Linked DNA regions of Homo sapiens: region 1 is linked to region 2. The links are chromatin loops, found by intact Hi-C in ENCODE. Cell type or tissue: OCI-LY7. All regions are shown on one strand. Links, peaks and the distances in the headings refer to the core of each region. The heading gives the core; the rest is flanking DNA. Region 1 has its middle 56 kb from the start of LINC01427. Region 2 overlaps NXT1-AS1 (NXT1 antisense RNA 1).

Region 1 (5,377 bases), core at 89-5,088, 1.0 Mb after region 2:
TGAATATCTAAATAATAAGAAGTCCTGGTCCCACGTATAATGGGATAAGCACATGCCACTCATCTTGCTCAGCGGATGTCGCTATAAAACCTGAACATAAGGCACAGGGCAGCTGTGAGGACTCTGAAAAGTGACTCATAGAAGAGGACTGGAACTTAAAGTGCTGAAACTGCTGGTGATTTTTTTTTTTTGTCTGTTACTTTTATCCCTCGGCACTCGATGCAGATGCAGTTGCTGAAGTACACACAGAACCAAGTAACTAAAATTCCAGCTTTGTTGCCAGAAGACCTAAAAAGGGACTCCAGGGAACTAGAAAATCCTGGGAGCTCATGGAGAGGGAGGAGTTCAGAGAGTGGCCCACACAGTTGACATGGGTTTGACGAAATACACACAGGAGATGCTAAGAGTGGAGCAAGAGAGACTCAGGCCTGGACCAGCCATGGTGGGGCACATAACTGATCAATGTAAAAAACACTGCCAAGGCTTTTGTTTCTTTGAGTTCTTAAATAATTAATTAATAGACTATTTTTAGAGCAGTTTTAGGTTTTTGGAAAATTGAGTAGATGGTATCAAGTTCCCATATGCTCCTGCACCCCCCCACTCCCCTTATTATTACCATCTTGCAATGATGTGGTACATTTGTTATAATTGATGAGCCAATATTGTTATGTTATTATTCATTAAAGTCCATAGTTAAGTCCAGAGTTCACATTAGGGTTCACTCTTGGGTACATCCTATGGGTTTTGACAAATGCATAATGACATGCATCCACCATAGGGTACCATACAGAATACTTTTAACTGCCCTAAAAATCTCCTGTGCTAAGCTTGTGTGGTGGTGTGTGCCTGTGGTCTCAGCTATTCTGGAGGCTGCAATGGGAGATCCCTTGAGTCCCATAGTTCAAGGCTGCAGTGAGCTATGATCATGCTTCAGCTTGGGTGACAGAATAAGACCCCGTCTTAAAAAAATAAAAATTAAAAAATTGTCTCTCCTGTACCTATTCATCCCTCCCTCTACTCATCCCCAACAACCCCACCCCAGCTGAACCTCTGACAAACACTACTCTTTTTACTTCTCCATAGATTTGGCTTTTCCAGAATGTCATATCGTTGAAATCATACAGTATGCAGCCTTTTCAGATTGACTTCTTTCTTTATCAATATGCGTTTAAGGTTCCTCTATGTCTTTTTCTGTGGCTGGTTAGCTTTTTCTTTTTATTACTGAATAATATTCCATCGTCTGGATGTACTACAGTCTGTTTATCCACTCGCTGTTGAAGGACATCTTGGTTGTATCCAAATTTTGGCAATTATGAATAAAGTTGGCATAAACATTCTCATGTAGTTTTTTTGTAGAGACACAAGTTTTCAACTTATCTGGGCAAATATCAAAGAGCCTGCCTGCTGCTTCACAGGGTAACAATATGATTACTTTTGTAAGAAACTGCCAATCTCCCTTCCAAGTCAGCTGAACTGTTTTGCACAGGCTTTGGACTTGGAGTTATGCAAGGGTAAGCTGAAGTCTCTAAGAGGGCATGATAGGGCTGGTTTTGTGAGTTTTGGAAAACTACAAACATGATTCAGCTGCAACAGTGGGAAGGAACTGCCACTGCTGGGTGGAAGCGGCCTTGCTGGAGAGATGCTGGGAGGAGGAGGAAGTCCTCAGGAGGAACGGTCGGGCCCCTCTCCCTCCAGATTTGCGGCCTCACTCTAGCGTCCCCTTGCCAGGAGCATCTGGCCAAGCCCAACTGCAGTTTGCAGAGTCCCAGTGCTGGCATCACAAGGCAGGATATAGAAAGGTGGGTTTGGAGCCAAGAGAAAATCATTTAATAATGGCATTACTCCCAGCCCCCGCTGGGATAAGTCCCTATCTTATTAAAGCGATAACACAAAGCAGTAGTGAAATTAACAGCACTAGACATGCCACTTTCTCTCTGGACATCGGCATTTCTGTAGGGCAGTAATTTCTACGATCTAAGATTGCCTCCCTGCTGGACTCAGAAAAGAGGTAACAAAAGTGGGTAAGTTTCTATTTAGTCCTGCCAGTCCAGCCTTACTTGAATTGAGGCTGAGCCTGGAGAAAGCTAGATTCCTGGAAGCAGCAGTCCTGCAAACCCTGAGCAGCTGAGCACAAACCACAGCCTGTCTAACGTTCTATTTACATTATTGCCTGCCTTTTGTAATGGAGGGGGGCAGAGAATCACGACTCTGCTTTAAAGTTTCAGCAGAGCTCCCCACACCTCAGCCCCTGCCCGAAATTCACAGGTACATGACGCAAGTTTACAAAAACGGAAAAAAAGCAACCATTTGGTTTGAGCTGAATTGAAAAGCAAAACAAAACAAAAAAACCCTCAGAGTTTCTTTTGAAAATTATAATCCTTCTCTTTATCTCTCTACAATCACTTTCAGTGAGGCTCACGTTCATCTTTAACCTTTAATCTTCCGAAGTGTTCAAGGATGGACGCTAGTGACGAAGTGTCAATTTGCTGGTCTAACACGCCTCCTGGTGGTCAAAACTATCCAAGATCTTAACAGGTATTAGACAACTCCATGGCCTTAAATGAGCATGGAAAAAAGTATGAAGCCAGAATATGACACAACTGACTGAAAAAAAATACATGACACCATTTGTAGGGATAAAAATGTGTCTCTGTTTAGCAAGAAAAGCCACACCATAGGTGCTGTCATTCCATTTAAAAAATCAGATTATTCACATATTCTGGTAGTTTTTATTACAGCTTCAACTTCTAGCTTCTGTTTTGTGATATTTTGCCATGTCATACAGTTTTGGTTGCCATATAAGTAAGAAGGAAAGCCATTGTGGATTCACTTCTGAATATTAAAGATAAAATAAAGGCTGCATAGGGACCTATACTTTGATATAAAATAAATGTTCTTTATTGTTCAATAAGCCCTACTTATTTTCTCCTCCTGTCAAGGAAAATTTAAAGATAATTAAATAAATTAAAATTCATTGACCTATAGGTTAATAAAGTCCATTAATATTCCTACTGTTTATAAGAGCTTGAGAGATAAGCCAAATGATTGATAGTCTATGATATAGTATCTTTCTGGAATCATCCTCTGTAAATTTCCACAAGGAGGATTTTCTTTTCTTTTTCAAAAATCACTTTATTGAGGTAAAATTAATATGTATAAAGCTATACATAATTAAATGTCTAGACCTCTCGAAGTTTCTTCTCACCCCTATTATTATTATTATAAGAACGCGTCATATAAGCTCTACCCTCTTAGAGAATCTTAGGAATGCAATACTGCATCATTAGCTGTTGGCACTATCCTGCACCACAGTCTCCAGAACCTACTCCTCTCGCCTGGCTGAAACTTTCCACCTTTGATCAACACCTCTGCTTCCCCCCGCAGCCCCTGGAAACCACCATTACACCCTTGACTTTTACAGTTTCACTATTTTGGATTCCATGTATAAGTGAGATCACGTGATATTTGTCTTTCTGTGCCTGGCTGATTTCACTTAACATAATGTCCTCCAGCTCCATCCATGTTGTCACAGATTACAGAATTATCTTCCTTTTTGGAGGTTGAATAATACTCCACTGTAAGTGTATACCACATTCTTTTTATCCATGCATCACAGATGGGATTTAGGCTCTTTCTACTATACCTTGGCTATTGTGAATAATGCTGCTATGAGCATGGGGTCAAGTATCTCTGTGAGATCCCAAGAGTCCTGGTCTTCCCTCTGTGATGACCCTGCTCTGGGTATTTTACTGGGAGAGCAGAGAAGAATGGAGTGGAGAATGTTCTTGACTGAGTGTTACCATTGCAGAGGCTAGGAGTTCAAAGAACCAAAATTTAAGTCTCAACTTCAAATCCCAGACCCAGCTTTCACTTATGTGTGGAAATTGGAATATCATTATTCATCTCCCGTTCTTTTCTACACTGTCTAATAAGAACAGTGGCTACCTAACAGGGACATGGCTCCTTGAGAGCAGGAATCTTGTCTGTTTCTAGCTACTGGTCTGCCCCTAGTGCCTGAGAACTGAAAGCAGATGGCCTTGGTAAACAATATGGAGAACAAGCAAAAATGACTTACCTGCAATGCTGAGAACAAGCAAAAATCACATCCAGGAATTTCTCCTGAAATTAAGACTCTGCACCAATTACATTGTTTCCTTATCAAGACTAACACTAGTTCATTTCACTTCCTTCATCTTGCTGTGCTACCAATCTATAGTTGGTCAGAAACTCTGCCCAAACCCAGTGGCTTCCCACCTTCCAAAATCGACCTTAAAAATTACTACCGCCTTCTCACTAAAACCCAGTAAACATCCTTTCCTGACTTCCCCGTTCTGAGACCCTATGCTCAGAGGCTCCCCCAACTGCCCTCCGCAAATGCAGCAGGTGAAACAAATTTCGCTTTGCTGGATCAATAGTCTTTTCTGGTGTTTCTGCATGTTCAAGAGTAGACATATCTAACTCACAGTAAGCCCTGGCAAACATTGGTTTCCTTGCCTTCCTAGACCTTTCCTGCAAATGAATGGCCTTTATAGGACAGGCCACGAGATGACCCTCATGGTGGATCCTGTTGCTGTGACTTACCAGGTTCATGACCTTGGGAAATTTGCCAAACCTCTCCAAGGTTTAGTTTCTTCTCTGTCAAGTGGGGATCAGTAATAGTCCACATCTTACATATTTTCTATAAGGATTAGAAGAGCAAAGTCACATTCTAAGTTTTGGTTGTTATTCCTCAAAATTAATTTTCTCCTTTGGAGTCTATCTAACCAACCAGGCTGCAAAGGAAGAGCAGGCATTTCAAGGATCTTTGACTTTCATAATTATCCACGAAGTTTTACTCTAAAGAGACATCCAAAGACCCAAATTAAATTCTAGGTTAACTTATAGCCAACCTGGAGACACACAGTCCCCCAAACCTCCACACTGTCCAGGCAGTGAGCACACAGATGGGAATAGATTCAAATAGGTGGAAACATTCTGAAGCCCAAAGATAGGGGCAGTGATGGATCTGAATTTCCCCAGAAAGCAAAGCCTCCAGGAACAATTTACACGACTTGGCCAATAGAACCCTTGATGGTAGCTTTAGTTTTGTAAAATGGAGGTTTGAGGAACCATTCCAGAATGTGTACCCATCCATGTCCAAGAGAATGCTACAGCCTGTGGAGTAGCTGGGTTTGCACTTCCAAACAAGGTCGTGTGGGCCTAGGATGTGTAGCCTTTTCTACAATGAGCTTTGTGCATTAGAGTTCTGGTGCCTCTGTCCTTATTCCAGAAAGTACAGCTTATTCACAACTTGTCAGAAAGGCCTGGCCCCCAGAACTCTTGGCTTGAGGTTGTGACGTCTAAGTTTAATGTAAGCTCTAAGAACTAACTACCAAGT
Region 2 (5,377 bases), core at 316-5,315:
CCTGTTGTAGGATTCCATTTCTGTGGAATATCCAGAATAGGTGAATCTGCAGAGAGAATGCCGAATGATGTTTGCCAGGGGCTGTGGGCAGGGAGGAACGGGGAGAAGCAGCTTCATGGGTACCAGGCTTTTGAGTCATGAAAATGTTCTGGAACTGATAGAGGTTGGACGATATTGTGAAACTGCTAAAAGCCGTTGAATTGTTTGCATTAAAATAGCCCATTTTATATAAACTTCACCTCAAGAAATTATTAAACAGAAAAAAAAAATTCTCTTTCCTCGAGGCTCAGTTGACATGCCAGCTGCCCAAAGGCATGTCTTCTGGTCCAAGTGACTGGAGGTGACTTTCGTGACCTCATGGCCACTGGGTTCCTCTGCTTCTAGATGCTTTGTCTCCTAGCTGCCATATGTCCCTTCCTCCTGACTCTGAGAGCTGAGGGCTGGGGCCAGTGTCTGTGTCCCTTCCTCCTGATTCAGGACTGGGGGCTGGGGCCAGCCATTCCTCTCATGCTCTGAGGCTCACACTTACTTCAGCCTTGCTGAGTCGCTTATGCCCCTGCAGCTCCTACTGTGGGTCTGGAGTTTGGGCTCAGCTGTCTTTCTCTGGGGCCATTTGAACAATCCTGGTGGATAGAGCAGAAAGAGCATGCGAACTTGGAGTCAGATAGACCTGCGTGACCTCCTGTGAATGATCTAACCCTCTGAGCCTGTAAAATCAGGGTACCTGCTCCCTGATGTTGGCATGTGGATACCTGAAGAATGCCTGAGTAGTGGGTGCAGCTCTTGTGGCACAATTACCCCAACTCCACTCCCATCTTCTCTTCCTCTCTTAACGGGTCACTGACTTTTCTGGTCCTGAAACACACATGCTCCTCAAAGGGACTTGCCTGGGGCACAACTCTCACTCTGCAGTATCCCTACTTGTGAGCTCCCCATATCCTAGACTAGGGTCCCAGACCCGAGGCCCTCCATAATAAGACATGAGCTGGGTTCCCACCATTCTCCCCCGTGCCATGTTTCGGCCACGCGGAATCCATGCTGCTTGCCGCAGTCCTTAGGCTGCCCTCTCTGCCTTGTGTACCTTGCCCCCATTTCTGCACACATTTCCGCTATCCTTCAGGGACTGGCTCAGATGCCACCTTCTCTTTACAGCCATCCCACTTTGTGGAAAGGTCTGTGGTGTTCCCCCCTCTGAACATTCCTGTGCCCCTTTTGTGGCATTCATTTCTCGCTCTCTCCCCAGTGTTCGGCCAGGCCGTGTGGGCCCAGGGCGAGGCCCTGGTTTGCCCAGCATCAGCAGAGACGTTTTAGTGATGCATGGATCTGAGGGCTGGTCTGTGTGCGGAGAGAGGCTGCTCCCAAGTGGGAGATGCTGAGGTGCTTGGCAAAGATGGGACTTGAGAGAGGCCTTGATTGATGAGTGGGCTTTGAATAAGGAATCAAAGAGTCTTGAGAGCTCAGAAGTGAGCGGCAAGCACTTTTTGTCTCCCCCTGCAGCCTGGGAAAGCTGAGTGGAGCAGACAGTGAGATACCCTCTTCACTCCTTTCCAGACCAGGGTTTTCTGGCCACAGTCTTGGACCTTACTCATGGCAGGGCAGGAATGCCCAGAGTTAACACCCAAGAGCATCCTTCAGTAAGGACAGATGGGAATTGGAGGGTTCCAACCCTTCCAGTCCCTCAGGCAGGACATCTCTGAGGCACACCCCGCATCATCCCGGAGCTCCCCAGGGACTGAGCCAGGCACCTGCAGTGCTGCCCCTGTACTGGCTTCCCCCTGCCCTACCTCACATCCCCATACCCCAACAGGTGCCCCTGGGATCACCTCTCAAATAAGTGGCTTGCAGTGCAATTGTTGTCTCAGGGGCTGCTGCTGGGGACTCTGTCTAAGCTAGGGAGCAAAGAAAGGACTTTCTCTCACTGTTGAAACACCTGAAGAATGTCTAGATGGGTTTTCCTGGTCCCTTGAAGGGTCAATGCCTTGGCTAACAGCTCTCTTTTGGTGCCAGACAGTAACAAATCTAATGCAAACTACAGTTCTCAAAGTGAGGGAGCGTCAGAATCCTTGCTAACACTAGGGTGCCAGAGCCTTAGCTTCAAAGTTTCAGACATAGCAGGGCCAAGGGAGGCCAGAATTTGCATTTCTAACCAATTTCTAGTCATACTGGAAAGCCGGGACCACACTTTGAAAACAACTGCTCTTGACTAGAGAATAAAAGTAGCCTGGGTTGAAAAGTGCTCTGCAGCTTTTTTAATGAAGTAAATTATTATTTTACACTCTTCTGCAATTAGTTCAGCCTTGACTGTTGAGCTTAGTTTTCCTTTTTTTTTTTTTTTTTTTGAGACGGAGTCTCGCTCTGTTGCCAGGTTGCAGTGCAGTGGCGTGATCTCAGCTCACTGCAACCTCCACCTCCTGGGTTCAAGCAATTCTTGTGCCTGAGCCTCCCGAGTAGCTGAGACTACAGGCATGTGCCACCTTGCCCAGCTAATTTTTCTATTTTTAGTGGAGATGGGGTTTCGCCGTGTTGGCCAGGCTGATCTCAAACTCCTGACCTCAGGTGATCTGCCCGCTTCGGCCTCCCAAAATGTTGGGATTACAGGCATGAGCCACTGCGCCCAGCCAGTTTTCCCGCTTTTGAAGCTGTCTGATCTGTCTTGCTCTTCAAATCTGAATTGCCATTCACAGAAGCAGCCACACGAGGGTGGTCTAGCCTTTGACAAGAGCCGCTCTGCTTGCGTTGTAGACAGGATCTGAGTGACACCTTTTCTGATCAAGAAACCAAAGTGTTCCTTCCCTATATCAAACATAGGGCATTTAAAAAGTCCAAGATAATCTCCTTTGTCTTGACAGGTGGCTGCTCAGAGAGGCTTTTTTGTTTTTCTCTAGGATATTTTAGAAACGGTTTGGGAAAGCAGAGGTCTCTGCCTCTCCAAAGCAGCACAGCTTTTAGTGTGGTTCTATTTCAAATTCTGAGGTACTGTCTCAAAAATGCTTCCTGGTGAGCATTTTGGTCTAATGGCTGACTTTGGCACTTTGTCCCGGGATGGTTCCGAGGCGATGAATGCACAGTGTACAATGGGATGACCGCGATGGCATGTGGGGGATCAGCTCAGGGTGCCGGCGCAAGGCCCCAGGCAGCCCGTTCTTGCCAGCCAGTGCCTATGACCAGCGAGGGGTGGGGGCATCGAGAAGATCCTGCCCCTCCCCACGACCCTACCCCTTCTCCCGTGACATCAGAGTGTCATCCCAGGTGGAATATTCCCAGTATCCCTTCCTGCTCCCAGCTGTGGGCCCCTGGAGGGCACTCCGGGTGATGAGGATTCTCATCCCTGCTGAGTTGGAAAGGGGCACCCTGACAGGAGAGCTGGCCATGCCCCAAGCCTCCCCAGCCTTGCCCTCTGCATTCCTTGAGGGCCCTGTCTTCATGGGGATGGGGGATGGCAGCTGTCAGCAACAGGCCAAGTGGTTCTCTCTTCTGTCCCCAGCCTCGAGTGGAAGCAGAGGCTGCATTAATTTAATTTAAAAATTTAAGCCAAAGTTCCAACTCGTGGTACAGAGATCCAAGAGCATAGAAGGTTTGTAAGGAGAGCAGGTACCTCTTGTCCTGCCCCTTGCTTTCCCTCGCATTCAGGCTCGTGGGGTAAACACTTGCAACTGTTCCTATGTTTTTGTTCTTTTGGCAGTTACCTCTGTAATTCTAAATAATGAGCTTGTAATTCAATTGCTTGACTTATCAATTTTGGACAATCTTCAATGACTATTACAATGGAATCTTACAAAATAGTCTCTTAGCTAATTTCATTAGATTTAGTTCTAGTGATGACCTTTATAGCTTTAAATATGTAATTCCTCTCTGCTTCTTATTCCATCAATGATAGAGACTGTTGTCTAACTCTCTGCCCTCTCGGACGGGGATAACAGTTCTCTCAACCATCTCTTCCTAAGTCCCATCTCTGTGACTAACCCTTGAGCTGCTGTCACCTCCATGCTCTCCTCCACCTGTGGAAATAGAACCCTGACTTGCGTGTGGCCACTCAGCCTGAAGACCATGCTTCCTACTTTCTCTCCCACTAGCTGTGGCATATACCTCATCTGGTTGATGAGATGTAGTTTGAAGTGTTGTGTGGGACTTCCTAAAACTAGGGAGGCTAGGCCATCTCCCATGTCTTCATTCAACTGCTTGAAATGCAGATGTGATGGCTGGCACTTTGGCTGCTATTTTGGACCATGCAGATGTGGGCCAGATCCTAGGGATGGTAGAGAGGAGGGTGGAAGGACTTGGCTCCCTTTATTTCATAGAGCTATGATAAGTTCTCTTTTAGGCAAGTGAGAACTACAAGTCTATTTTGTTTACATCATTTTGAGCTCATCAGTTAGATGCCATCAAAACTAATTCTAGATAATATGGTAAAAACTGTCTTCACATTTACAGCATCAAGGATGACTACATTTACCTTCTGTTCTACAGCGATGATTAGGTTTATTCTTTGTCTAGATTGAGTCTAAGCATTGAAAAGAAATAAGAAGCATTTTCACTATTAGGCCTAACTGTTGATTACTATAGAAACACACACATGTAGGACTTGCTCTGTTCTCTCCCACGATGTCTGTACCCCCTAAAGGGTGACTTTCCCAGATTCAAAGTCCAGTGTACAGCCTTCTCTTTTCCAACCCTCCTTACACCATGCTTATTTTAGTTTACTTTCTATTCGGCTATATCTTTATGGAACAGGATCTTGTTTTTCTTGGAATTCCTAATTGTTTTTGTCTTTGTTGCTTTTGCTGTTGACAAAATAATGTGCCTTAATCCCTTCATCTCATGGGCCAGCCTTTCCAGAGCACCCCTCATTGCTTGAAAAGCCCTTTACCCCTGGAGTCACTCCCTAATGATCCTTGGACCTTTCCAGTCTGTATGGGTTTCCTTCATCCTCTGGAAAAGTTATTCTATTTTTTTTATGGCTTTCCCCCATTTACTTTCTCTCCTCTTTCTCTTGTTTTTGCAATTTTGGCCTCTCTCTTGCTTGCTTGCTTTCTTTTTTTTTTTTTTTTTTTTTTTTTGCCTGTGCCCTGGGAATTAAAAACAAACAAATAACTTTATTGTGTATCCTTTCTATTGACTTATTATTTGCCTTATCTGGCCAATTATATCTTTATTTTCTAAGCTTACTTTCATGATCTCATGTTCCTGACTGGTCCTTTTTTCTAGTATTCTGTTCTTCTATTGTACTTTTTGCCTTGTTCCTTTTTATATATAAGGAATGCAATTACCTCTCAAAATTTATGAGAACAAACTCAAGTCCATAGAAACCTCTGGAGCTGAGAATCCTCAGTTCAAATGCTGGCTCTGCCACTTACCAGCTGCATGATCTTGGGCAAGT

Evidence for each region. Peaks named below come from ENCODE experiments on the same cell type or tissue, not always from the same donor. Only the 100,000 strongest peaks of a DNase experiment are listed, where the experiment ranks them.
Region 1: a loop joins it to region 2, with 15 times the contacts of the local background. A loop is called at or near these places in 45 of 110 quality-filtered maps.

The regions. Positions count from the first base shown.
Region 1 is chr20:22,336,420-22,341,796 of GRCh38, reverse strand. No RefSeq gene overlaps it. Among named protein-coding and RNA genes, the nearest start is that of LINC01427, 56 kb to the right of the region's middle. In OCI-LY7, for the core only: CTCF peaks have their summits at 2,299 and 2,504 (motif pointing left); a DNase peak (open chromatin) is centred at 2,496.
Region 2 is chr20:23,338,021-23,343,397 of GRCh38, reverse strand. All of the region lies in intron 1 of NXT1-AS1 (NXT1 antisense RNA 1), which reads left to right. Among named protein-coding and RNA genes, the nearest start is that of NXT1, 10 kb to the left of the region's middle. RefSeq lists a silencer at 2,725-2,774. In OCI-LY7, for the core only: CTCF peaks have their summits at 2,496 and 2,698; a DNase peak (open chromatin) is centred at 2,697.